Linked DNA regions of Mus musculus: regions 1, 3, 4, 5, 6 and 7 are each linked to region 2. A link is a loop called in an ENCODE intact Hi-C map of the cell type or tissue named here. Cell type or tissue: heart. All regions are shown on one strand. Region 1 has its middle 110 kb from the start of Gm31804. Region 2 has its middle 86 kb from the start of Lrrc3b. Region 3 overlaps Lrrc3b (leucine rich repeat containing 3B). Region 4 has its middle 20 kb from the start of Gm31804. Region 5 has its middle 120 kb from the start of Gm31804. Region 6 overlaps B230110C06Rik (RIKEN cDNA B230110C06 gene). Region 7 overlaps Gm31804 (a long non-coding RNA gene).

Region 1 (4,000 bases), 360 kb after region 2:
GTTGAATAAAGATACCTACAACTTGTAGCTGATGATAGATCGTCATCGTGACGATCTATCGTCGTGAGCAGTTTTGTGGCCTAGGTATGCAAGGCTTTGGTTTCTGGACTTGGGGTCACAGGCAGATACCATATGGAAGAGAAGAATAGTAAAGAAGAAGACACCATGGGGTAGGTAGATCACATGACCATGTGGCTAGCCTGTTGGAGTAGCAGTGGCCCAGGCAGAACATGGCAAGTTTTATCTCAGGGTTATTGACAGGGAAGTAGACAAAATAGCATAGAGGATTGATATCTGCCCAAGTCTGGTGCTTTAAGGCGAATGCTTTAAGGCAAATTATTATAAATATAAATGGTTTGTGTCATTATTTGGGGACTAAGTGATCTAAGGTGGGGTGGAAACCTCAGTTAATATTTACCACAACACTCTCATGCCTTTATTAGACTGCAGCCTCCACACCTTGGTCGCTTCAACTTCCACAGCTGCTCCTTTTTAGCAGCCTGACTGACCCCAGGGAGTCTTTGCTTTACATTATTATTTAAAAAAAAATCTTCGAAGCTGGATTGAGTCTTTGTCATAGTAAACTTTAGGGTTATCATAGTTAGAACCAGTAAGGACTACACATTTCTGTGTAAGCCCTTGTGAGGGTTGGGCTTCTCTCTTTAGCCATGGTAGCCCCATAAGGATGCTTGTCAGAGTTAGCAGTTGCAGGCCAAAAGCATACATGTAGGTTTTCCAAATAGCAGCCACACCATATTCTAGAGCAGCCTAACCTGCACCTGTCTCACTAATGCAGAAACAATGTGGACAGCAATTTCTGCCTTCTGGTCTACTCCTAGCACAGTGCCAAATGAAAACCTCGAGAGGGACCCAAACAGACGTTAGAAAACAGTCTTCAGAATGTGTGTATCACAAATACTCCAGACCTGGTATTCAAATCCACATACCCTGTCCTGGTAAAAAGTACCCCTCCACGCATACCAGCACCTGCTATTCATTACCTCTGGGAGCCAAAAAGACAATTACAGTTGGCAGTTTCTCCAGAGAAGGAGCTCCAGGAACACAAAGAAGAAAAGGTACAGTCCAGAGTCCCTGTCATGACAAAAGGAGCATCAGTGTGCTGAGGCCTCTACCTGAGATGACCTGTGTCACCAGCCTTGGACCACGTCAATGGACAAAGTTTAAGATGGTGCATCCTGAACTCCCAAGTGTTCAGAGGCTCTGGGTGCATGTGAATTCCAGGGGGATTAAGTGAGGTACAGAGTACCTACCCAGATCTCTAGAGTGAAATGCACCTCTGTGTTTCCTGGCAACAAGAACTTGTCTCTGCTGCTCTCTAGGCATGCTTGCAATGTTCAGGACAGTCCTCATGATAAATTAATGAATACTAAAAACTATTCGTGCCTAGGAAGCAAGATGATTTTAAAATCCTGGGCATTTGCTCAGGAGTGTCACCACTGAATCTTTCTGAGTGGCTCTTTGTCATTGCCAGCTGTGCTGCATGGTGGAGGGTGGCTACAGCAGCCCTGGCTGATGCTCACAGATTCCCAGTTATAACAACTAAAAAGTCACCTCACCTCTCCAGATGCCTCCTGGCATACAGAAACTATCCTTAGTTGAATGCTGGTCTGAAGAAACAGAAAAGAAGATACAGGGACACCCTCAATATCAACAAATTCCGACAGAAGAATCCCAGATAGTGTGAAAACTTAGGCACAATATCCAGAAAAGAGGAAGAACACACCCACCAGGATTTCACTAGTCAAACTTTGGCCTAAATCAAAGTGATATGGAAAGTGAAAGATTGTCCAGCACATAAATGGACAGCATGTAAGAAGTTTCGAGATGTGAGTTTCAAGCTCCTTCACCTAGAGTGAGATAGTGCTGTCATCAGAACTCAGTTTCTCTTCAGTTGGACTCTGCTCTGCTGCATGATGGCTCCTCCTAGTGGTGGCAAAGCATTCACCACTACAAGTCTACCCTCCCATTGACTCAGCCAACCAGACAGGACAAAACATCTCTCAAAATTCTAAAGGAAATGGATTCCCACTGTGGAGTTCCTTTGTACCACCTTGGAGCACATGTCCACTCCCAACACAGCAGAACTCAGGGGCCACCCAGCAGTGAAACACTGAGAGAGTGGGTCTAATGAAATATGGAAACAAGAATAGGCTAATCCTACCCATAAAACTTAGATTAATGTTGGGGTACAGAAGGGTATCTAAAACCTCAAGATGATACTATTGATTGGGTGGTCAAAGAAACTGGCTATAACAGTGCAAATCAGCAGACTGTGCCTGGAGAAGGCAGGCACCCAGGGGGAAAGCAAAGCTAGATTCCAGTGCTGCCTCCAGGATACCAGCAGCTCACAGAGGATTCTGCTTACAGCTGTTTTATTTAAATTCTGTTTTGCCAGATATATGAGTACTTATTAAACATGAAGAGGTTTATGCATTCAAATAGCAACACTAATCTTCGCCCTGCCTGCCTCTATTTGAATACCTTGACTTTCCTTCTGCCCTTTCTGAAGATCCCCTCTGGTAAATTTGGATTTAGAACAGCCCTCCCAGCTCAAAAACAGGCACTTCTTATTTTCTGCTGCCCACAGCCAATGATCTAAGGGTCACAGACTGAGATATGATGACCACCAGAACCAGGCTAGGAACAGGAGAGGGAGAACAGTACCATGTTACCCTGGCAATGGAGGGTCATTTCAGTCTTACATAGCTAATGAGCAGTCTGTGCCCAAGAAAATGTATTCATACCCAGTAATGTGTATAAGCTGAGGTGTCCCTTCCCAGGCCATACTCCCGACCCATTCTATGTAGACTGTCTAATTTCATCAGTCCTAGCTCTGTTTGGAAACTTCTGCCTCTGGTGATTTGGTGCACCAAATGCATGAATTATACAAAAATGAAGTGAGTCTGTCAGTGTTCATAAATTTCAGGTTGTTTTCCACAGTACCTTAAAAACAATGACTTCTGTTTGAGGCAACACCAATCTGCAGGGACAGAGCATGATCTGCATCTGGGTCACTGACCTCAAGATTCTGGTGGCTCTTAGGAGTAGGCTCTTGGGTCCTCTAGTAACAGTAAGGACATACATCTCTGAATGACAAAATAGTCATTCATTTGCAAACCTAAGGATGACTTCAAGTGACACAGAGGGAGGTTGCTCTGCATGGGAGGCATCTGCATTTATTACTGTCATTTTCTGTTGGTTCTTCACTGCACAAGTTTGCAGGCCCTCTTCAGTGTATTAAAGAGAGCCTTGCCTCCATCTATGGTCTGCACACAGCACACTGAAGGTTTCAGGTCTGTGTGCTCACAATCCTAGCTCTACCTCCTACCAGTAATGACCCAAAGCCAGTTTCATATCTCTTTGACTCCCTAAAATGGGGCATGCCAGTCAGATTTTGCTGCCATTTACCAACTAGGCCTATGCAACACATGGCTGTGTCAGTAGACACTGCTATATTGTTTCTAGGTCAGTCTTTATCATCTGAAAACAATCGTTGTTTTTGCATCTGCTGTCTTCTAACATCATCTTCCAATGTAGTCTTTGCAGAAACTTTGTGAGACTAGTGCTCATAGGAGAAGGCTGCCTGGCTGCTTTGTGTATTAGACTGGGAGTGACTAAGATTTCTGTTTGGGCTTTAAGCTTGTCCAGCATGTCTGCCTTGATGTTTGTGTTGGTGCTCCAGCACTACAATACTGTTGTTGCTCTGGGCACTATGGCTTGGACATGTGTGCCCATGCAGCTTCAGCTATGTTAATTGCTTTATTTGACATCAACAGTGTGTGTGTGTGTGTGTGTGTGTGTGTGTGTGTGTACAGCATAATTCAACAATATTGCTATTCCACAGTGCACAATATTTATACACATAAGTGCTAAAACACACACACATACACACACACAGCCTTTAGAACAGATATTTTCTAAGAAAGGGCAGTCTTCTCTTAGAATGAGCTGAATTTAATTCAAAACATCCCTCTCTTCT
Region 2 (4,000 bases):
CAGCTATTGGATGGAACAAAACTCACTTTCTTCAGTTCAGATTGCAGTCTTTGTGTTCCTATATGATCCTCAATGAATCCTAGAACAGTTCTACAAACTGGTAGGCAGTTGGGACACCAATCTAGCCAGGCCTGTTCACCATTCTTAGCCTGGTCTTTCTTCATAGACTCCAGTGTTACATGCCTTAACTACTATGAGAAACTGCTCTTGCTAAAGAACATTGTCCATAGGAAATTCAGAGATCAAGAGGCAACCAAGACAACTGTTTCCTCCAAGAAAGACTCAAACAAAAGCCAGCTTAGCTCATTTTATAACAAGTAATTCTCATCACTACAAGCCAAAGGAAAGACAAGCTAAGTGTACTGGCTAGTTTTGTGCCAACTTGACACAGGCTGCAGTTATCACAAAGGAGCTTCAGTTGGGGAAATGTCTCCAAGAGATCCAGCTGCAAAGCATTTTCTCAATTATTGATCAAGGGGGAGGTCCCCTTGTGGGTGGTGCCATCCCTGAGCTGGGAGTCCTGGGCTCTATAAGAAAGCAAGCTGAGCAAACCAGGGAAAACAAGCCAGTAAAGAACATCCCTCCATGGCTCTGCATCAACTCCTACTTTCTGATCTGCTTGAGTTCCAGTCCTGACATCCTTTGGTGATGAACAGCAATGTGGAAGAGTAAGCTGAATAAACCCTTTTCTCCCCAACTGCTTCTTGGTCATGATGTTTGTGAGTAGAAACATGAATAGAAACTCTGACTAAGTCACTGAGCAATTGTCATTGGCCAAAGTATTCATCATGTATTTGCCACTACCATGTATTCACACCATATGTGCACATTGCCATGTGTCCACACATGAAGTATGAGTGCACATCACCATGTGTTCACACAGAGGACACACTCAGAGTGAAAACACACCATCATATGTGCACACCACCGTGTGTCCACAGAGACCTCACATGAAGGGAGAGTGCACACCACCATGTAGTCACATAGGCCCCATATGGAGGATGAGCACACACCACACTGCATCCACACAGACCCCACATGGAAGTTGAAAGCCCACTACTGTTTGTGCACACAGACCCCCACATGAAAGGTAAGTGCACACCACCATGTATTCACACAGATGCAATAGGCAGGGTGAGCACACAACACCATGTATTCATAGAGATTCCATATGGAATGTGAGTACACACCACCATGCATGTACACAGAGCCTACGTGGAGTGACTTCTCCACTGCCCTGCATCAATGCAGACCCCATTGTGAGGGTGCATGCTGATGGCTATTTATTACTGTAGTCTAAAAGTTGTCTCTACTAGACCACTTTGCAGAGCTCTCTGCCAGTTGAAGAGAGTGTGGATATGGAGAGAAGGGAACTTATTATGCTTGTAGTGAACCTAAAGCTGTACTGAAAATAAATTGTACTGAAAATGGGAATCTGTGGCTCTCACGAGTTTCCCAGGGCTTTGAACCATGGTTTTAAGGACTTTTCAGCTTGCCCCAAGTCACCCATGTCATAGTGTCACAGATAATGTTATAGTCAGGCTAAGATAGTAATACCACACACTGTTCTGCCTCTGTCATGCTGTAGCAAGAGGAACAAAGAAGGCCAAGGGAAGTGTGGTAATTCAATAGTGTCTATTTTTAAGGATGTCTACAGCTTATTCATCTTGTCAAGAACAATGGCCTCTCCTTCAACCCTGGCTATTCAGAGACATTGTGAACCCAGGGCCATTTTTAGGAGACAATATGGAAGGAAGTGGGAACATACTTTGTAATCTTTTTTTAACCAAGGTTTCCTGAGTAATTGAGGACTCTATTATTTGTTTCCTCAGATGTTAATGGGAAAATGCAGATTTTTGTCTGATATCAGAGCTGTGGGTGGGAAGTAGCTGGAGAGTCACCTATATAGAGAGGTAGGCTCACTGATTAAAAGTATGAGATGTGTCTAAATATGAAACTATGCCCAGGGCAGCAGGATATTCACATTAATTTTTGTTTCCCCTTTGAGGAAATCTCAGGTTCTGGTCCCCCTTCCACAGTGATGCTGATGTGACTATGAAGTCATTGCTACTGTCTCAGAGCCCAGTGCTACAAATAACTGTAACCCTCCAGAATCCATCTACATCACATGCTCATAATCCCATCAGAGGCTGAAAAAGTGCATCCTGCATGCTGACCTGGCCTGCCACCTCCTCAAGCAAATAATAATTTCTTGAAACTCATTTATGTTCAGGTATGTATGATTTGTATTTTCATTCATGCTAAGACAACAGAACTGAGTAGTTCTGATCAAAGGATCCACAAATTCTAAAATGTGTCTCTAAAATAGGAGAAAAAACAGTAAGAAAAAATGTTTCCATAGATTAAAAAAACATTAAACAAGACAAATTTCATGGAGTTGATCTGAGCAGAGAATAATAGAGATGCTGCTGCAATCCAACTGAAGTTCTGAGCACTCTGGAAATCACTTACAAACTGATTTCTAAAGGAAACCTCAGTGATGGCCTGTTTCTAAGGTCACATGCCTTGTTGGTCACAGTCTGGCCATCTCCTGCCACTGCCTAAAGTTTAGATGCATGCTGAGATACAGCTGCTTGTTAAGGCCTTCCTATAGAATTTCAGGTTGTTTTTAAACTCTGAGACTGTGGGGTGTGACATGGAGCTAATATTCATACAGGACTCCTTTGAGGTAATAGTCTGTTACTGACTGGCTTAGAAATACAATGCCAAGGATAAGAAGGAGCAACCAGGGGGAACAGCAAGTGGCTGTTTCCTTGCCCATCAGGGAACAACAGTCTTCTAAATGTATCAATACTACCTACCATTTGCAATAAGAAAATGCATTGATCTCTCTCTCTCTCTCTCTCTCTCTCTCTCTCTCTCTCCCTCTCTCTCTCTTACAGGAAACTTATCTCCAGTTTTTTCTTCATTTATAAGTATTGCTGAAAGCCACGTCCCCATTTGCTTCTCTGGATGGTTCCTCTCAGTTCTGGGAAGTTGCACAAAGGAACAGTGCTATCAATGCTGTGAGCATGCTCTGCAGTGCTGAACAAACATTAACACCATCTCTATCTCTCAGTTTTTTTTTTTTTCACAGCTACCATAGCACATTCCAACCCTTCATGAAACATGTAGCTACCTCATTTTTTCTCTCTCATAACCTGTCTCTTAACTGTCCTAAGCAGGACTTCTTTGCACATCAGTTTTATTGAATCACCTCATCTCTGTGACTTGTGCTGTAAACCTTCTCTACCAACCCGTTTTCCTATGTAGCTCTATCCATTCTCAAGAAACTAAACAAATCATTCTCTTTGTTCCTTATATTGTAGTACAATAGAGTTTGCTTTGGTTAAGACTGGAGTCCTTTGAGAATGGAGAGCCTCCCCCACCAAGGTATTACCCTCCATCCCCAAGCACATAAAGTCACTGCAGGACTAGGAACATCCTCTCCTGCTGAGGACAAACAAGGCAGCCCAGTTAGGGGAATGGGCTCCACAGGCAGGCAGCAGTTAGGGACAGCCCCCAGTCCAGTTGTTGGGAGACTGACATGAAGACCAAGCTGCACATCTGATACATATATGCGGGGGGTTGGGGGTGGGTGGGAGGGGTTGGACAGTTAGGTCTAGCCCATGTATGCTATTTGATTGTTGGTTCAGTCTCTGCAAACCCACAGGAGTCCAGGTTAGTTGACTCTATTTGTCTTCCTGTGGAGTTCCTATTCCCTACCAGGTCCCTCAATCTTTCACCAACTCTCTCCAGGTTCCATCTAAAGTTGGGCTGTGAGTCTCTGCTGGGTGGAGCCTCTCATAGGAGACTTACATAATTTTCATTCAAACAACTGCAGCTATGAACCCAGAATACTCTCTTTTTTTCAAAGACAAAACAAAAATGGTCAACAGGTACCAGACAAGGTGTCTCAACTTACAAATTAGGAAAGGAATACAGTGGCAACTATGATTGAATCTCATCTCACACTTCTTGGACTGGCAGTTTCAGATGG
Region 3 (4,000 bases), 170 kb before region 2:
ATACAGATCTTCCTTTCTTGGGTTCTGTTTCATAACAGACCTGTGGGAGTTGAGCTTGCCCCTGTATTAGTTTGCTTTTTATTGTTTATTTTTATTGTTGTTCATCAAAACAACATGAGCAGGAGGACCTTGGGGAGGAAAGAGTTTGAAGATCGACCTACAGGAAACTTAAAGACAGATGTGAATCCCCAAAGCTTCAAGGCTTTCAATTTCTGTATCTGTGAGCTCGGCAGATAAGACTCTTCCCAGGACTCTCAACCGCAACACTGTAGGAAGTCTGCCTTCAGAAGCTGAACAGTGATAAGCAGAGTCTTCCATTTCATCCCTCTGCCAGTAAGCCGAGAGACCGACTGTCTAAAAGATACATCAATAAGAAAAATGCAGGGCACTTAGACTGCTGTATGCTTGGTGATATCAGAGCAAGAATTACTGTGAGGAATCAGAGACAGACATGAAAAAGAACACTGCTCACCCTGCAGACTATACAGAGTGATTACAATTTGTCCAAGTAGTACTGGAAGGTCTGTCTTCCATTATGTAAGTTTTTATCACTTTTAAATGTGTTCTAGTTGAGTTGGCATGTTTTATGATTTGCTTTGCTTGAGAGATAAGCACATTGTCAAAGATTAGATTAAAATTCCAGGGGCATTTTTTTTTTAATTTAAAAGGTGGAGGTTGAGAGAAATCACAGACTGGAAAAAGGTACTTTAAATATTACTATTTAATGTATTAGAACTTCAGATGCTCTCTGCCTAGGACAATAATATGGAAGTGGATTTAAAAAGTCTTCCTGTAGTTCACTGTGAATAGGAACTCCTGCAGGGCAGTGGGAAATGAGACACAGATATAGGGTCAAGACTTCAGGTTCTCAGGTAGCAACTCTTTCACTCATCACCTCTATACACTGTTGGCCTAGTGGGTGGACATTCGTAAGCTCTAGCAATGAGGTCATTTCCCTTCTGTTCTGTCACAAATTGACATGGTAATCTATTACTTTAGTTGTTTTATTTGATTTTTATTACCTAATAATCCTCTATTCAATTCATGGACACGTAAATTAGTGTTTTTCTTTTTGGAGTACCGACGACACTATAACCTGACAATCTACATAGAGAAATCAAGGAGGGAAGTTCCTGATAACCTGTGGTATCTCTCAATTCTACATGAGGAATTGCAAACCAAATGTGTGGTTATTTAACTCTTTTTCATTACTTCAAGTATAGTATGTGACTCTTCTCACCAAGTCCTCAGAGACCTTTCCTTTATAAGACAATTTATTGGACTAATGGATTGGCCACGAGGAAAATAACATTTCATTACTAAGAGCATGAAGATGATTTTGGAAGGAATGACCTGGAATGGATTATCTTATCCACCTCTGGAAGATTTTCCAAAATGAATGTGACTCATACATGCAGATAAACACAATACTTTTGTTAAATTTTCAAAACTGTTAGAGCTAAACCTTTATTGCCTCTTTCCAGTTAGTACTTACACTGCATTTTAGCATTGTCCTCCAGGCGGCGCTGTCTCCTCAGTATGGGTCTAACTGTCTCCAAACCAAAGGCAATGCAGGCCATCTGACTTTAGTCTCCCTGGATACAGCAGTTCTAGGCCCACATCCCAAGTCTCACATCTGAGAGTTATCTTTGTGTTTTGGCTAGACTTCTTGGGATGGCTAAAGACGGTGTGAGCACACAGTGACCACTGCTCTGAGTGTCTTATTGATTTTTTCAGCAGGCCTTTCAACAGACTATGGTTACAGTCAGCACTCCCGGCCTTCAAGGGGGATGAAACTGAGTTTTAACATCCTGAAGACAGTATCTTGTAGGTTAGATAGGGCCCTGTGCCTCACTTGGGGCACTCTAGCTTCTTTCCTCGAGGGGCCTTATACACAGAAGTTCCCCTCTGGTTTTAAATGGAATTGTCATGTAATTTTCTGTAAACCAATGTGCCAGAGGAACCAGCTACCTTGTATAGTTGAGTCTGTGGCAGAATGGCAGGACATGAATGTCAGAGTGTATGTCATGTGCAGACGTATACAATTTTCAAATCTCTCAAAACTTAATATTTGTGCATATGCTATGCTTTCCAAAATTGCTGGGGTTCTGGGCCTATTATATAGAAGTATCTCATAGAGCTTCCGAAGCATTAACTAAGATAACTTAGAAAACTACTAATGCATAGTAAGTGTTCCATCAGTGGCATGGGATAACAGATTATGACATTCTTCAGTGTGAAGTCACCATAGGGTTGGGACTTGTATCTTACTCTCTACCTTCACTTCCACATCTTTGTCCCTATGCTCCCATGGCTTTGACCCTCCATGCTTACCTGACACATTCATCCTAAAACAAGCAAGCAAGCAAGCAAGCAAGCAAGCAAGCAAGCAAGCAAACAAACAAACAAGGCCATCACTCCCCATTACAGAAGTCAAATGTGCTTCCAGGATCTCTGCCCATAGTTGAGTCAGACTATCTCCTTTGTGTGGCAGATATGCAGGAGCATATAGTAACAAAATTCATTCAATTTCATGTTGGTCATTTTAATCATGTAAACTCTGCATTTGTAAACCAACTTGAAAGGATTATCAATGAAATACCTCTATTTAGAAAAGACCTGGTACACCGGGCATGGTGGTGCACGCCTTTAATCCCAGCACTTGGGAGGCAGAGGCAGGCGAATTTCTGAGTTTGAGGCCAGCCTGGTCTACAGAGTGAGTTCCAGGATAGCCAGGGCTACACAGAGAAACCCTGACTTGAAAAAAACCAAACCAAACCAAACAAAACAAAACAGAAAAGACCTAGTTCAAACTCAAGCTCTAACACCTGGCTGGTGGCTGGACCTCTGTTTTATATGCACGGCCAGTGTTCACTTTTTCCTCTGGTGGTGAGAGGTATGGACAGTAGCAGTATCCGGATACCCACACAGAGCGTCCGCTGAGGGCGTGCTTGCCTCCTTCCCAAGCCTAACTCTTCCTGGATTCACCACACACTCCTGCCCACCAAAAGGCCAGCAGGAGGATAAGATTCATGGCATTGTTTACTTTCCCATTTCATCCATCACAGAGTAGAAGCATGTCTGACCTACCCGTTTAGAAAAGTAGATGCTTGCCAGCAGACATTCTAATACACTCAAGTCCTCGAGAAATACATCTGTATAAACATCTTGGCTAGCTAAATCTGGCAGATTCTTAACTGATCAACAATTTAGCTCTGGCTCCCCAGACTGCAATGAGGCCGAATGACACATCATCTTTTAATGAGATAGTCTTACCGTCACAGGGCTGTCTGTTTTACTTCGGTGCAAGTGCACTGACTATATTGTGTCTTAACCAATAAGGCACACTGTTTTCCATGGTTCAAAGTTAAGCTTTTATTCAGTTTTAAATTAAAAAAATAAATTTCATTATTAAATAGTGAGATGGGTCTAACTAATGTTCAGAGAGTTTGTTACTCAGGAACCAGAGGTCACAATTAATGGGGGGGGGGGAGATCACCTAAACTAAAATTATTAGTGTTGTTTGTGTAAAGTTCAACAGTGGCATGATTCCAAAGAAACTAAAATACAAAGTTTTAAATGTGTACAATGAAGGGGGAAATGAATCACTTATTTTCCTACAAACAGAAGCTCCCTTCCCAGTGCCAGCCAGCATGGCTACTATACCACAGTGCTAATGTCATCAGGCTCATCTGCCTTCTTTTGCCTGCTTGGCAGGGATTTCAAGTATTCAAGGTGTCTCCGGGCATCCTCCTGATTCTGCCTCACGTAGTACACCACATAAGAGATCACCATGGTGAACCAGCCAAACATAGTGACGAGCATGGCATAGTCAGTAGTCTTTTTAGGGAGGTTACACAGGTCAGCGTCATTGGCAGCATTGAGGAAAGGTCTCCCAGCGTGCTCATCCAACACTGATGTCTTGCAAATCACATTGTGTGCTGTCTCATGATTGGATGCCATGCTCCTGAGAACTTGCTGGAGAGTACAGTCACAATGC
Region 4 (4,000 bases), 270 kb after region 2:
CCAGCTCTTGCAGAGGACTAGGATTTGGTTTCTAGCACCAACAGTAGATGGCTTATAGTATCTAATATCCCAAGTTCCAGGTCTGGTGCTCCATAGAGAGTGCATGCATGTTGCACACACACACACACACACACACACACACACACACACACACACACAAATATCAACATCTATCTGAAAAGAAGCATGAGAAACATTGTTAAAAATTATAATACAAAGGACAAAGCAGATCAAGGATTCCTAACTCATAGGGAAATGCTATGAGGATTATTCTTTCAATGTTTCCTCTAAAATAATACCAGATAGGCCAGAGCTTAACTGTCATGACAATCTTGCCCCTCTGCTGCCCCTTGTAAACTTACAGACTTATCTTCACAGCATTACCTCTTCTAAACAATTTATAATCCCTCAATCATTTCCTTCTAAGACTCTCAGTGTAGACCAGAAAAATGGTGACATCACCAGCCACAGGACACCATATTCATAGAGTTAAAAGCAAGCAATAATCCTACATGCCTTTCAGATTCTGTTAATTGTGAGGGTGTCATCATTATATTCAGATTTCTAAAGTCTTATATTTTATTATTTAAGTAGACTGAGAGATAAGTTTAAAATAGAAGAGCTGGCTGTGGGGGGAAACAATTCATAATAATTGGACAAAATGTCAATGCCAAGTAACATTTCCAGTAAATACCTCCCATGATGTCTAGTACCCTCAAGTGCCCTGATGATTCCACTAATTAATTTATTTTTTCATTGTGTCAATTTATGTAGAATCACCTGATTATAAACACACCTCTGGCATGTCTGGATTAGCGGTGTCCTGTGGTTTTTGCCAAAGTCTGCTCTGAGTGGAGCCAACTCAGTGTTAACAGGAAGGAATTTTGAAGCTATGAGCTGTATGATTAAGAAACAGTGCACTTTCTGGTTTTCTGAACTGGCTCACTGAGAAAAGAATGAGCAGCAAAAACCTGAGGAGCCAACTTTCGTGCCCAGAATCCTATATAAAAAGTACATGCCCCAAATCCTAGTCCAGGAGAAGTGGAAACAGGATGTAGGCTCTGTGCAGGCAGGCAGCTGCAGGGAGAGAAGCCTGCACCTGTTGGGTCTCTCTGGGACTGAGCAGGATGGTGGGTGTCAGCGACTCAAGAAAACCGAGCCAGGAGTTTTGTCAAAGCAGGAACTCGCTTTATTACATCAGTCTCTTGATTTTAAAGAATAAATAACAAGGGGTATGGGGTGATCTGGTGGGGCCCATGTCATCAGTTGCCGGGCAGGCAAGGGTTCGACCAAGTCATGTCACTCCAGCAGAAATGACGAGGACATGTCGAAAAAAATCAAACCAAGCTCCAGCCAGGTTAAGGTTAAGGTTAAGCTCTAGAGCCAGGATAAGGCCCAACAACAGTAGAGTTTCTAAGGCTATTGGACTAGCCGGTCTAAATAGTAAGCTCTGAGACAATTATAGACCCTATCTCAAACAGTAAGATAAAGAAAAATTCAAAAGATACTCCCCCCCCTCACACACACACAGAGACAGAAAGAGATACACAAGTGGTTAATTTTCTGCCATATACCTGAAAACTAGCATAAATATTAGAGAAAAAGAAAAAGCAAGAGAGAGATATTTCATAAAGCCAGGAATCATTGGCTAATGTCCCTGCTCTGATTTCTTGAGTGGGACATATTGAAGTGACATTTGCTGGAATGATGGATGCTCTTCAGGGTCATGTCACTTTTTCAGCACACTTTATTTATGTGATAGGCAAAACAACTGCTCTATCTTGTTACTCATATGTAGTGTTCCTTACTCCAGTTCTCTGCACATACTCCTGGAGCACTGTCCTTTGCTTTATAAGTAACTCTATGATTTGTGTCAGTATTCTCATCTTTAAAAGTGAAATTTTACTCTTCCTTCCAGACCCCAGTCCTTGTTGTTCATAATTTCTCCTATCACCTTATTGGTGTAAATTATTAGAGATACCACTTGCTTCTTATTGGTGAATGCTCATGTCAAGGAGCTTATGGGGGTGGGGGGAAAAGGAGTCATTTTAAAGCTAGTTTCTCTAGCTTCAAATTAATATCCACAAAAAGGAGACAAAGAAACCTAACACCTTGGGTCCCATGTTTTGCAACATTGTAAAACCTACCCAGATATATCTCAACCTCCGCTTGAACATGCTGGAGAAGTAGCTGCCACAGTGGACAATTCTCTGTGGACAGAGTAACTGTGGTATATCCCTCAGCACACACTCATTCTACAGCCCATCTTTTCTGCTGCTTGCGACTTGTGAGTCCCAGTGGAAAACTCCTCTTGTCAACCTTTCTCTCCACATCAGTTTTGCTTCTTTGACATCAACTCCCACTTCTGCAGCTACTTAGAAATGAAAGCACTGTGTCTAACCTTTCCTGTTACCGTTTCTTACTCTTGGTTTGAACTGTGAAGACCAATGTAGATTTCTCTTCAACCAATACAAGACCATCATCCTTCCTTATAAGATGTGTCACAGTTTCTTTCTCAAGGCCCTTCATAACAAAAAGCAGCAAGAACGTTGTGCTCCTTCTGGGCTCCCTGGGAGAGAGTGACAGTGTAATCAGAGCACTGACTGAAACTGCTAGGCTGTACCGTTTGCTGAGAAAAGCTGAAAATGGGGCCATTTACACAAATTTGGTTGATTGAAATGTAGGAGTTTCTGTTTTTCTGGTCTACAGAACTCTCTTCCCGTTTTTGCACCTCAACATGTGATTTCCCTTGAAGACTTCTTTTCAGTGACTTAGATAAGGCAGTAATGCAAAACTTTTTTTTTAAACATCTCAGACTCCTCCCCCTAATGTGAATATATCCTATAAGACTAAAGGGACAACTCAAGTCCTACTGGACTTTCTGTATTAGAGAAGACAATGGGTCAGCTTCTCATTAAAGTAACTTTTAGGGATTGTGGCAGTTTGAGTGAGATGTGTCTCCATAAGTTCACTTTTAATGTCACCAGTTGACAGCACTGTTTAGGGAAGTGGTACAACCTTGCTAGAGGAAATACATCACTAGAGTGGGCTTCAATAGTTCATAGTCCATCTTTCTCACAGACTGCTCTCTGTAATTTGTGTTTGAGGTTAAAAATGTGATCTCTGAGCGTCTTACTCCAGCCATTTACTGTATGCCTTTCCTATCATTATAGAGTCTCTATTGAAAAACTTAAAGTAAAATAAACACTGTTTTCTGTAAGTTGCTTTTAGTAGCTGGGTGTGGTGACGCACACCTTTGATCCCAGCACCCAGGAGGCAGAGGCAGGCGGATTTCTGAGTTCAAGGCCAGCCTGGTCTACAAAGTGAGTTCCAGGACAGCCAGGGCTACACAGAGAAACCCTGTCTGGAAAAACCGAAAAAAAAAAAAAAAAAAAAAAAAGACAACAGGAAAGTAACTAATAGAGAGGTCAACACTGGATCCAATAGTGGTTTATCATTCTCATATATTTTTGAAACAGAAAGTAAGGAGTTTTAAAGCCAGTATTTGATTAGTGGTGGAGTGGACCAAATACGGGATTACTGTTGCATTCAGTAACCTCCAGATGAATGAATTGAGACTATAAATTGCAAACAATAGACTCCATCCCAGTAACTTATGAAAAGAAAGTGTATTAAGTAGGTATCTGAGGGATAATAGGACCAATTCATTGGCACTTGAGTGATAAACAAATCTGGAAATGAGAGACGTGATGTGGACAGAGGTAAGAATGCTGCCCTCTCGTCTCACATAAATGCCCTCTCTGCCTCCTTCTTGGCTGCACACAGGATAGACCACCACCTGGCTTCATATAGCCCATAGGCTGCCACTGAAGTGTAGGTGCCCGTGGCCACGGGTTTCCTGGAAGGAAAGATGGGATTTTGGATGGGAAAGTCTTCAAGAGAAATAACAGGCAAGACAAAGTTTTCTTATCAAGGCCAATGTTTACTTAGGAGTCCGAGCCTATAAAGGGGGGAACCCATCCTGCACCACACCCGGATC
Region 5 (4,000 bases), 130 kb after region 2:
CAATTCCTCAGTTTCTAAGGATGTAGGTCAGTCCCTAAACACTGGATATAAAAAGCTTAGTTAATGGGCAGAGTCACAGAATGGTGAGGGGAAGTCATTTATTTCTCTGTAACCAGTCCTGCAAAATGATGGCTGTGTACTTGTCTGAATACAAAGAGCAAAAGCCTGACTTCCTTCCAACTGAGTGTCGCATCAAACCTGAGTACACTTTTTCAGAGTTCAGGATGTGCATGGAGTGTTGAAGATTTGTCCCATTGGTATGACTGCTAAAGAGACAGAGTGGGTAAAAGCAGATGGTTACCTTAGTCATATGTAGGTATATGTAGGGATAGAATTCTGACTACAGTGCTGCTGCTTCTTGTGTGTCATGAATGCCTGCTTTGCTTCCATTAACAGTAATATCTTGTCATTGTGAATAACGAGTATTCTGGAGTACACGGAACCCCAAAGGTCTCTGGTTACAGTCTGCTATTTCACCCACATCTGTGAGATCTTTTACTGCAGCAGTAGTCTGTCTGTGAAATCCCTGCATGGTAAGTGTAGGTCCATCGCTCACCCTCCAGTCCAAGAGTTTAACATCATTTGGGCTGATGGTGAATTCCTGCGTCTCTGTCCCTTGCCCTAAGGACATGTGCTGGAGAGCTCCCACCTTTGGTCTGCACCCCAGAGTGTGAAACTAACCAGGATGCACAACCAAGAGAAACCACAGCAGCAGACCCGAAGCCATCAATAAGAGAGCAAAGAAACGAAACACTTGTTTTGGAAAGACCACTGAGAAGCTGGGGTTGCTTGCCATGAGCATCACTTATCAGAGATGCTCCAGTGCATCTTAAGAAATAAAGCAACCCTCCATTACCTGACTGTCTTTTTTCCAGCTGCTAGCACCCTGGCTCTCTACCTGCTGACTATTTCTTTACTTCTGCTACCCCTTTAGTCTGAAATGTCACCGCACTTGCTTGGTCATCCAAGCACCTCTTCTTCTAGGGTGTCCTGGAGTCCCACATCAGCCCCTCCCAGGAAGTTCACTGTGACACTTTCTATAATACTTTGTTTTCAAAAATTTAATATTTATCAAGTTACTGAAATATTTATGTCAATGTTTAATATTCAATAGCCATTACCTATCATACCAAACACTGGGGTGATTGTGATGAAGATGACAACATCATCCTTCTCGTTGTGGTCCAACGAACAACTGCCCTGTCTCCTACTACACTGAGCAGCGAGCTTCTTAGGGCAGAGGTCATGCTTAGCACCTCTGAAAGACAGAATTGTTTTCTGCAGAGGAAATCCTCAGTTTTATTTGTCAATTCATTAGACAACAACTGACTTACTAGAATTTGTTACAGTTCCTAAATTGTACCATAAATAAGCCTTGACCTTTGGAAGAACATCAAAATATATCAATAGTACTTCCTTTCCTGGAATAAAAAATAGACATAGGTTATATAAAATGCTGCTATTCACACATGTATTTTCGAGAAAGTCTTAGTGAGTCAGGTCTACCCCACAGCTGCTTTATCAGGAAGTAGGAAGCAGGGAGAGCTTTCGGCTCTGCCTTCCTCAGGTCCTGGGGAAAGGCTTACAAATGATGGTTTTACTGGGCCTTATCTCTGCTCTGACATGTTGGCTCTGTCAACTGAGAAGTCACTGCCTTCTACCTTCAATGGAACCCTAAAGTACACAGCTTGATCTATACACCCTGCAGGTTTATTTATCACTGTCTGAGACAATTCATGGTTTCATTTCACTTTTCCCAGTTTCTCCATGGAATCTAAGGGGATAATGACTCCAGAACCCTCAAAGCAATAACTACCACCTGAAGACTGGGCATGAGTCCAGATGTTTGCGCTATTTTGGTTGCTGAGTTTTTGTTTATGTCACTGATCAATAAGCTGATGACTTTGACCGGAGATTTTTTAAACAATTATTTGGGGTTATCTTTTCTTTAAAATAGTCCATAATGATGAAGCAATCTCACACTTACTATCTTGATCTCATATCCACTTCATTCTTCTGACTGTTACTCTGGATAATTTATAGTTAAGATGTCTTTCAGTAGTATGAAAATATAGATGACAACCATCTACTTCTTAGTAGAATATTCTTTCTTGTAAAAGGCATTCTGAGTTTAACCTAATGGCAATTGGACTTTGGTGTAACCCAGCACTCACAACTATATGCCCACATGTGCACACACATACCACACACACCCTTGCATACACTTTATTGAACATATCTGTACACACACCTATACTCACATCTATACACACACACACACACATCTACACATACATATACACACACTTGTACATATCCACACAGCTTTACTTTAGAGTGCTTGCTGAAGACAGTAATAGTAAATTTAGACTTTATCTTATCACTTGCCAGATAAAATTTATCAAGACAAACTTGGCCTTCGGCAAGGAGTGACACACACTTCACTAGGATATGCTCTAGAGGCTACACTATGCTGCTGGTTTTTTTTTTTTTCCTCATATATGTTACTCAGAAGTAAAGCTCCAAGCCCTATTCACAATAATCAGAGTATATAATTAGCTGAAATATCCATAGTAATTTGCAAAAAAAGGTTGTAAATGAAGATCATCATAGTTAGTAATAGAAGCCAGACCCAGACAGAAATTCATTGTTATTTTCTTTAAGTGTGGGAATTTAGAAAAAGAAAAGGGACAGGAAGTAAAAGGGAGATTATCAGGGGTTGGGAAAAGGAAGTGGGGAAGGGTGGGAAAGGAAGACCAATGACATATATGTAAGGATGGAAATGTCATTAACAAGCCCACTCACTAGTATCTTCAAAAGAATCTAACATAGTTTGAACATAAGCCTGACTACAAAACATAAAATAATCAAGCATTAGTATACAACTCAGCTAAACAACACGGAAGCAAAATCATACCTACTGCTATTGCAAGGGAGAAAAGGAAGGACTGGAAGATGTCTGCAATTTGTATAAGCTGGTCTGCCAACTCAGTAAGTTGTGTTTGTCAGTTTCTGAATCAAACAAATGAAACTATGTAAAGGAACACCTGAGCTCTTCCACACACCCCTACAAGAATGCCATAGTTCTTCCATAAAATCCCATAGAGAGCCTCGTGGGTTTGAAAGCTGAATTGCCAGTAAGACTTTAGTCTTGGAGTAGTTTTATCTCTTGATGGGTATTAGCTACTTTTCTGATGCTATGATAAAACTCTATGGCCAAAAGACACATAGGAAAGCAAAAGCTTGTTTTACTTTTCAGCTCCAGAGCGGACACAGTCCATCATGGCAGAGCAGGCGTGGCAGCAGGAAGATAAGGCTGGGCATTTAGAAAACAGTCCATCATGGGAGAGCAGACACGGCAGCAGGAGCCTGATCCTGGCCAATTACATTTCATCAACACAGGAAACAGAAAAATAACAGGAAGTTATGTCAGGCTAAAACCTCTCAAATCCTTCCAACCCTGGTAACATACCTCCTCCAGCAAAGCTCTTCTCCCGTGAAAGTCCATAATGTCCTTAAAGAATACCACCAAGTAGAGTCCAAGTATTCAGACACATAAGCATTTGGGAGAAATTTTCTATTCAAAAACAATAGTGGGCTAGTTCAAGGAGAATAGGTGAAATGTTTCTTACAATTTAAATCACAAAGTAGAAGATTGTGAAGCCTTGTGTTGGTTTTGTTTTGTTCCTGGCTCCGTGTTTGGCTTTACTGTTTTCTTCCCAGTGGACTAGATCTCTCCAGAAGTGACACTTTATATTCCTTAGAAAAGTAAGGGTATTTTCAAGGAATTTGTATGCTTACATTTTAGAATGGGAAACACACATGAAGACAAAAGCCAAAGGACAGTCTGTGGTTGTGTGATCTATCATTTCCTAGATAAAGTTCCAACACTTACAGAGAATGACAGATGAGTAAAAACATGAGGCCCATATTAACCACACAGACTGAAGACAAAAGGTTAGGGCTGAAAATGTTAACTTCAATAAGGGAAACAACACTG
Region 6 (4,000 bases), 77 kb before region 2:
GATGCTTGCAGCCAACCATTGGATTGAGCAGGAATCCCCAATGGAGGAGTTAGAGAAAGGACTGAAGGAGCTAGAGGGGTTTGCAATCCCATGGGAAGAACAACAATATCAACCAACCAGACCCCCAAGAGCTCCCAGGGACTAAACCACCAGCCAAGGAGTACACATGGAGGGACCCATGGCTACTGCCACACATGTAGCAGAGAATGGCCTTGTCTGGCATCAAGGGAAGGAGATGCCCTTGGTTCTGTGAAGGCTTGATTACTGAGTGTGGGTGAATTCGAGGGTGGGGAGACAGGAATGGGTGAGTAGGGGAACACCCCCATAGAAACAGGGGTAGGAGATAGCAGTTTTCCAGGGGCGGAACGAAGCTGGGAAGGGTGGGGGGGATAATGTTTGAAATGTAAATAAAGAAGTATCCAATAAAAGAATAACATGAAAAAAACAAATAAATAAAATATGTCCAAATTTGAAAAAGAGAGGGAAAAAAAGAAAGAAATTCTTCCTAGAGAAAGTCTGTTTAAAAGTTAGATAAGACATTAACACAGTTGCTTTGTCAGGGGGTTTTTGTCTCCTGAAGTCGATAGGTCATTAAATAATGGAAATGGAACCTCAGCTTCTAGAGATTAAAAACTGTACCTTGAATGTGAAATTCAGGAGCATGGCAGGTGTTGTACTAAATGAAACCTTTCTGAGAAGAGAGACCTGGGTCCCTTGCCCTATAATGTGACAACTAGAAGAACATTTTGCATATTTTATGCATTCTCATTTAGAGAGTTAATGTGTCTGCTTGTACCTCCCTCACACTCCCATTAGAAATAATAGAAACTACTACTGCTAACTCATTCCATAAAGCAGTTGCTACTGCACTGAAGCATCCTCAGAGCCTCATTCAGCTTCTTATCAGCACTTTGGATGTGGCTGGGCATCTATGGATCCAAGAGGGCTTGTTGTCATACATCAAATAGTTTGCTCTAGGGCACCCATGTTCTTTTTGCTGTGATCATGATTTGATATTAAATGTCTCCAAAATGTTTTTTCTCTGTATTGCAACATAGTCTCCTTAATGTATTTCACCAAAGGGCAGAAATCTGTTCTGGGTAGTGAACCCTCATCATCCCTAAAGTAACTAGTTTTCTTCCTTTATGTTTCTTACTACCCAACTAAGAATTTTCCAAACTGCTTGAATCCACAACCGTATCCCAAGTCTACTTCTGAGATAACCTGAGCATCTCTCTGATCTACTTATTCTAAATCCCTAATGGAAAGAAAAGAGTCAGATTGCTATGTGTTTTTAAAGAAGAGGCCAATATTTATGAATTTCTCCCTTTAGTAAATGGGGCATAAGATTCAGAGTGCCCCAGTTCATGCGCTGGACTTCCCTCCTAAGAATGCCTTAGTGAGTGAACAGACAATCAGCTTATCTCAAAGATCCCAGATCACAATTTTGATAAGGGTCAAATACACCAGGAGGGATATTTTTTATCTCTGTCAAAATTTGGTCCACATGACTCATAATGGTGAAAAGGTAGAAACTACCCAAATACTGGCCAACTGGGAGAAAGATCAAATATATCTGTGCAGTAGAATGTTGTTTGGGCAGGCGGAGGATTGAAGTTAATTTACTATTTCAAATAGTCTGGTAGAGAGGCTGTTTGAATGGTGCTATTTTATTCATGATAAAAATGATCTTGCCCTGGAATTTAATCTGACTGTTCAGTGGCCCCTCCACTTTAACTGGTAAGGCCCTGAAGGATCTTTCGTTTTTCTAGCGTCCTCTTCCATCATTAACACATCTTTTCTCTGAATTAAAGCCTCTGAGTTTTTAATCCTTCATTCATTCATTCATCCACTTATTCACTTAGTTCTGCTTCTAAGCTTTTGAATCTTCTCCTATATGTTATTTTTATATGGCTGGAACACTTAAAAGTATTTTATTTATTTTAATTAATTTACTCTTTAACAATGTCTAACATGTATATATTCTGGTTATAGTCACTGACCCTCACTCTATTGTTCTTCTCTCATACCTACCAACCCTCCCAAACAAATCTCTATCTACTCCATACCATTTTGTTTTGGTTTTCTTTGTGACCCACTGGGTTTTATCAGGGTTACTTGTGTGGGAATGGGTGTGATCCTATCTGCTTCTCATGAGTAGCTTGCCAGTGCTTACAGATGACTTTCTACAGACTCCCAACTGTCCTCAACTCTTATTAGCTAACCTGGATGAGGTGGATCCTGAAAGCTCCCTCCAATCTATGACTGAATGTTCAAACAACACTTGTTTATGAATGCTACGTCTCACCATTTTCTTCTCTATCACTCAGCTCTTACACGTTTTTCCATCCACTTTTCTGTGATGTTCTCTGAACGTTTGAAGTGTGATATGGTTATTCTGACTGCTCAATAGTCACTTTTGCTCATCACCTTTACTAGCTACAAGTCTTCATAGTAATTGCATTCACTACAAAGAGAAACTTCTGTGACAAAGGCTGATGATAAGACTAATCTATGGTTATAAACATTGATATTTAGAAGGCAGTTTGATAAGAAGTTCTTTCAGCTATTGCTTTTGACCTCCCCAGTCATGGCATTTGGCCAGATCCACCATATCTTGTATACAGTTCTTTCCAAAGGGTTCTAATTAGAAATCAGTTGATTATCTCCATAACAGCTATGCCACTATTGTACAAGAAGGTACATCTTGCCTAGCAAGTTGTTATCATCACATGCAGACTCTAAAGTTGGGAAAAATCATCACTGATCTTTTATTTTCCCACTGTCCATATAACAATTCTGGAGAAAGCTTTTCAGCTCAGTTCCAGCATGCTTCTTTGTATTTTACACTAAAGTGTGTATTGTTATCATCTATAGGATCTTACTTTTTAGTTCTGGGTGCAGCCAAAACAATGATCATGTTTCCCACACCATGAAATGATGCATGGTTAGGATGGCAAGTGTACTAGTTATATTGATTGAACACCCCATATTGTATAGATGTTTTCTATCATACTGTACCCCAACTACATATATCTATTAAACATAGAAATATATTTTAAAAATATGGAGCTCATGAATGAACTTTGAAAGTAACAAAGATTGCATACTATATGACTCCATCATATAAAAGAACTATAACGGGGGGCGGGGGTCTGTAAAGCCACAAGTACATTTGTGGTTGCTTGGGGCTTGGCTTTGGGTTAAAGTTCCTCTTAAAGGGATGGCTGTGTTCTAGGGTCACCTAGATTGTCACCTGTAGTGATCGGTCGGTATACTAAAAGTCACAGAAACATAAGCAAAGCTATGGTGGGTGGTTATATTCATGTGATGGCAAAGTTAATATTAAGACAGACGAAGACTCTACTATCTTCATATTCTCTCCCTCTCAAACTACATAGGAGTCTAGGAGTATAGGCTAAAAGCACCTCAGTATTTCTTCCTTAGGTCTCCCTTATTCCCCATGTCTCCTTGTTATTCTTCACATGGAGATTCAGACCTACAACGTCCTTTTGAAGTTTCAGTGATAAATTAATATCTCTATCCTTATCTTTTAGTAGAACAAGCAAACTCAGTTTAAATGCCAGAGATTTTCAAGGAATGGAACAAAGAAAGCAGAGTGACAGGAATGAAAGACACTGAAAAAGTCCTCACTGGCAGGAATTTATTCTTGTTACTTCTGCATACCATCAACGATGTTTGCATCTTCATCAAGGTACTGCAGACATGCCACTATTGCTCTATGCCCGTGCATGAACTCTGGCTGAGGCAGGCTGCCCTTCCTCCCTCTGTCATGCTTAGGGAAGCCAGCACATTATTCCTGCTAGTTGGTCTGGAGTCAGTTCAGTATTTAATTATGGGGTTGATTTCCTTCTTTTGTACTAATGTTTTCTCCACCCACTCAGAGTGTTTGAAGGATCTTACAAGGAACTTTTCTGGCTGATCACATTTCACTGCAAGAACCCAAGGGCATAAGGAAAGAGCCCTCCACACTTTACAA
Region 7 (4,000 bases), 260 kb after region 2:
ACAAATAGGAACTTGGACTTCCTCCAATTCTTGCTTTTACTTTTGTCTTACAAGAATATTTTTATTTCATGAATGGTTATTGTGTAGAAGCAAAAATATATAAGTGGTAATGAAACAGCTAGATGAGTTTTCCCAAAGGTGACTAGATCCCTGTAACCCAACACCCAGAAGAGGACTCAGAATACCACATTACCCAACTCAGAAACCTCCTTCAATAATTTTATGTACTGAGTTCCCCCAGAGTGATAAAATAGGGCACAGTGTTGACTTTCAACCTTGTGCAAATAAAATAATAGAAGTGAACTGGGGCTCCTTCAGAAGTAAAATACTGTAACTGTATCCTGTGAGTATCCATATACTTCCTCTGATCACCACAATATGGAATCAAACATTTAAAATGTTCTCAATAAAGCAAAACAAGTAATCTGTCACCCGAGAAGCTGCAAAAGCAACCAATAGCCTGAAATGGTCAGATTCTCTCTGTAAAATGCACATCTGCTTTTCCAACAGGTGATAGGACCACCATGATGCCTCCCAAGTGCCAGAGGCCACCTGCCATCAACTCAGTGAGTTCTACAGGATAATGAAGATGTCCCTCACACTCAGGAAGTGCTGAGAAGGCACCTGGAGTAGTCAGTACACACACACACAATGACATAAAGATCAAGATGTGTGTGTGTGTGTGTGTGTGTTCATAATACCACATACCATGTGGCTCACATAATCAAAGAAAAATACCAGAAGGTTCTATATGCTTGATTACAGATTAGTTATAAGCTGAGTTATGGAGGAAGGACCCAGATGCAAATATGTTATCAAAAAAAGATCTTTGAGAAAGATGGTAGTATGTCCTGTACCTTGATGTACCTTACTCAGAGCTATAGGGTAGGTGTTGACTGAAAGGATGGACATGTAGGTGGGTGATAAAACCCCACAGTAAGTGCTTTAACAGAGTCACAGGAGACATGCATCAGTATTTGAAACTTCATATGGAGTCAGAGTGCTTATACTGAGACAGATTCATGGTTCCTGTCTTGGTGATAGCACCAGACGAACCTTTTTCTACAACACACCAAGGAGCTCTTGGAGCTGGTCCAAGCCAAAAGTAAAAAGAAAAGAAAATAGTATTGATTGGATAGCTAGAACTTTTTTAGGCATTTATGTGAGGCAGACTCTTTGCCCTGTTGTACAAGATAAATGTATAAAGATTAATACTCAGAAAAATAACAGCCTTGGGCTGGAGATACGGCTTGGAGAGTAGTTAAGAGCATTTGCTGCTCTTATAGAGGACCAGTGTTCAGATCCTAAAAAACACACCCACCTGTGACAACAGTGGGGTACAGGGCTGGGTAATGCCCATTTCTGGCCTCTATGGATACTGAATTCACATGAAAAAAAATCCAAAAAGAGACACAAAATATACTACTAAAAATAAAAATAGAGTCAGTAGTGGCACATACTCATCTCTGTGAGTTAGAGGCCACTCTCTACAGGAGGTTGGAGGTTTCTACACAGAGAAACCCTCTCTGGAAAAACAAAACTAATAAAATAAAATAAAATTTGAAAAACTAAACAAATATTATAAAAAGGAAAGTAACAACCCAGAAATGCACCAGTATATATAATATATCAAATTACACAATCCGTCTTGAGAGTTAGGTATGCACAAAGCCCCTGCACTTGGAAAGTCAAGTTAGAAGAACCAGTTCAAGGCCAGTCTCTGTTTCATAGTAATTTTGAGGATTGTGTAAGGACCTGTATAAGAAAACCAAGAAAGAAAAGAGGGGAGGGGAGGGGAGGGGAGGGGAGGGGAGGGGAGGGGAGGGGAGGGAAGGGAAGGGAAGGGAAGGGAAGGAAGAGGCAGCTATAAAAGGCCGAGGGGGTGATCTTTATAGATGGATATAAGTGAGCTGATGTTGATCAGTATAGCCCAGTACAGTTGACATTTCTGTGTTGCTTTATAACCCCAGTTTTTCCATTTTCATCACTCATAGAAACCTTATAAACTGACTAACCTCCTTTGGGGTTTCACCGTAGACGGTCATGCTGAGTAAGCAAGGTTATGCTTGGTAGAATCACAGAGAATGGGGCTGAGTCTGTCAGTGGCTCCCTGGGATACCTTTTACCACTCTGATGTATGTCTCTCTTTTCAGCCATGAGTCCATGGCTGGGATTTCTTCCACAGAGCAGAGGGGCACCAGTTTAATGCTTCTGTGTCAGAATGGAAGGCAAGAGAGAAAAGGATACTTGAGTTATACAAGAAATGAAAATGTGAGCAATAGGCACAGACAAAGCACTGTTAGAACCCAGATGCTCAGAACACTCTTCTTCAAAGAGACCTCTGAGAACACAACTTAAATAGACCTCACAATTATTTATTTCACCCAAATTCCAGCTCTGTTCAGCAGCATGGAAATTGCTAAACAAATGGCCTTGCCTGCATCTGCTGAAGAATATGAGAAGCAGAGAGAGGTTAAACATGCAAATGACACTGCAAAATTCATTACCAAGGCTGCTGAATCCCCAGCCTGCTGCTTTAGGGAGCTGTGCCTGCCTAGGATAAACAAAAAAAAGTGAAACACCCTGGCAGGCTGCCCCAGCCTCAGGCTTCCTGCCTGTGAATCAGGTGCTGCCACAAAACTGCAAATGCTCCTTTGCTGACCTAGCCTGGACCAGGGTTTTTCAGCCTTTCTGACTTGAGGGAAATACACAGATAGTACTCGAATGCTAATCAAACCTTACTGCTGGTGAATCATCAAGAAACTTAAAGCAATGCTCAGGTGTAGATACAATTTTACCACTTACTGGAGACAAAAGCAAACTCACATATTAAGGAGATGAATTTGCTAATTTGCTTTTACATAAAGAATTAAATTCCCCCTGAATCTGTTTGATACTTCAAGACAGAGACCAACCCACTGCTTTTAGAGTTTATGGATATATTTATTTGATGGCTATTTCAGAAACTGTTAGAAATCTGTTCTTAATCCAAAAATTTATTTGTTTATTTTTTTTTTTTACAAAAATCCAAGCCGGCAATCTAAAGTATAATTTTTAAAATCAAAGATTCTATGCAATACAACACAATGATATATCAATTTAATGTTTACATGCTAAAAATTGATGATTAAGAAATATTTAATAGCCTTTCTTTCTAATAATTAAAATATTGTTTCTATAAGAGTAGAAACATACTGCAGTTCATAAGGAGTGATGGTCCCGGGACAGAGGCAAGCAGTTTCAAGCATTTGTTAGAGTCGTACCCCATGATGGCATGCACAGTTCACAGTCCACTCAAGTCTAGTTTGTTAGGGTCATACAGTATGATGACAACCACAATGTAAAGTACACTTATATGTTCTGAATGCAGGCTACAGGGAGGCCATGTGATAGCACACGGGTGAGCCCTGCTAGAAACTCTTCAAATCATTTCATAGTTAATATAGTTCATATTTCATAGTTCATAGTTCACACAGAGTTTAAGGAGCTGTAGTATGGACAAAACCTAAATTGGTCGTTCTAACCAAGATTGTCCAGTTTAATGAATGAAGATCTAAAGAGAGAAGCTGCACTCAGTACTGGGCCAATGAGCCTCTACCTCAGCGAACCTCAGGCACAGCTTCAAGGGCAAAGGCTAATCTGTTAATAAAGTCAAATAAATTCATATTAAGAGTTCTGTTCTTACCTTCTCAGCTGACATCATGTACTTTCTGAAGGAGTCCTGTTGTTTTAGGTAACATCAAACTCACCCTGGCTTCCTGGGATACCCTTTACCACTCTTTTTCAGTATGTGCTAGGCACAAACAGCAGGCATAATTTTTGCAGGACTAAGATAGACTTCTGGGATGGAGAAAAAGAGACTGAACAGGATGCTCATTAGGATACAGAGGCTCCTTGGGAGAGGGGCTCAGGTTATGGAATCTCTTCCTCTCGCCTTAGCCAGAACACAAGTCTGTGTGCCTAGACTTCTACGAGATTTTTATTAAAGATTTCCTAAGGC

Evidence for each region. Peaks named below come from ENCODE experiments on the same cell type or tissue, not always from the same donor. Only the 100,000 strongest peaks of a DNase experiment are listed, where the experiment ranks them.
Region 1: a loop joins it to region 2, with 3 times the contacts of the local background. A loop is called at or near these places in 2 of 42 quality-filtered maps.
Region 3: it touches region 2 in a loop (3-fold over the local background); 4 of 42 quality-filtered maps call a loop at or near these places.
Region 4: a loop joins it to region 2, with 2.0 times the contacts of the local background. A loop is called at or near these places in 2 of 42 quality-filtered maps.
Region 5: a loop joins it to region 2, with 6 times the contacts of the local background. A loop is called at or near these places in 4 of 42 quality-filtered maps.
Region 6: a loop joins it to region 2, with 2.7 times the contacts of the local background. A loop is called at or near these places in 4 of 42 quality-filtered maps.
Region 7: a loop joins it to region 2, with 2.1 times the contacts of the local background. A loop is called at or near these places in 2 of 42 quality-filtered maps.

Annotation. Positions count from the first base shown.
Region 1 is chr14:15,879,511-15,883,510 of GRCm38, forward strand. No RefSeq gene overlaps it. Among named protein-coding and RNA genes, the nearest start is that of Gm31804, 110 kb to the left of the region's middle. In heart, a CTCF peak has its summit at 1,943 (motif pointing left); no DNase peak of the experiment used is centred here.
Region 2 is chr14:15,522,768-15,526,767 of GRCm38, forward strand. No RefSeq gene overlaps it. Among named protein-coding and RNA genes, the nearest start is that of Lrrc3b, 86 kb to the left of the region's middle. In heart, no CTCF peak of the experiment used is centred here; a DNase peak (open chromatin) is centred at 1,674.
Region 3 is chr14:15,354,165-15,358,164 of GRCm38, forward strand. It overlaps Lrrc3b (leucine rich repeat containing 3B), which reads right to left. Exons shown (of 2, transcript NM_146052.4): 2 at 3,351-4,000. The coding sequence ends at 3,661. Among named protein-coding and RNA genes, the nearest start is that of Gm31577, 34 kb to the left of the region's middle. In heart, a CTCF peak has its summit at 1,518 (motif pointing right); a DNase peak (open chromatin) is centred at 1,567.
Region 4 is chr14:15,793,165-15,797,164 of GRCm38, forward strand. No RefSeq gene overlaps it. Among named protein-coding and RNA genes, the nearest start is that of Gm31804, 20 kb to the left of the region's middle. In heart, no CTCF peak of the experiment used is centred here; no DNase peak of the experiment used is centred here.
Region 5 is chr14:15,649,496-15,653,495 of GRCm38, forward strand. No RefSeq gene overlaps it. Among named protein-coding and RNA genes, the nearest start is that of Gm31804, 120 kb to the right of the region's middle. In heart, no CTCF peak of the experiment used is centred here; no DNase peak of the experiment used is centred here.
Region 6 is chr14:15,445,831-15,449,830 of GRCm38, forward strand. It overlaps B230110C06Rik (RIKEN cDNA B230110C06 gene), which reads left to right. Exons shown (of 3, transcript NR_152122.1): 2 at 3,558-3,715. Among named protein-coding and RNA genes, the nearest start is that of Lrrc3b, 8.8 kb to the left of the region's middle. In heart, no CTCF peak of the experiment used is centred here; no DNase peak of the experiment used is centred here.
Region 7 is chr14:15,782,890-15,786,889 of GRCm38, forward strand. Gm31804 (a long non-coding RNA gene) reads left to right here. Exons shown (of 5, transcript XR_874228.2): 4 at 511-566. Among named protein-coding and RNA genes, the nearest start is that of Gm31804, 9.8 kb to the left of the region's middle. In heart, no CTCF peak of the experiment used is centred here; no DNase peak of the experiment used is centred here.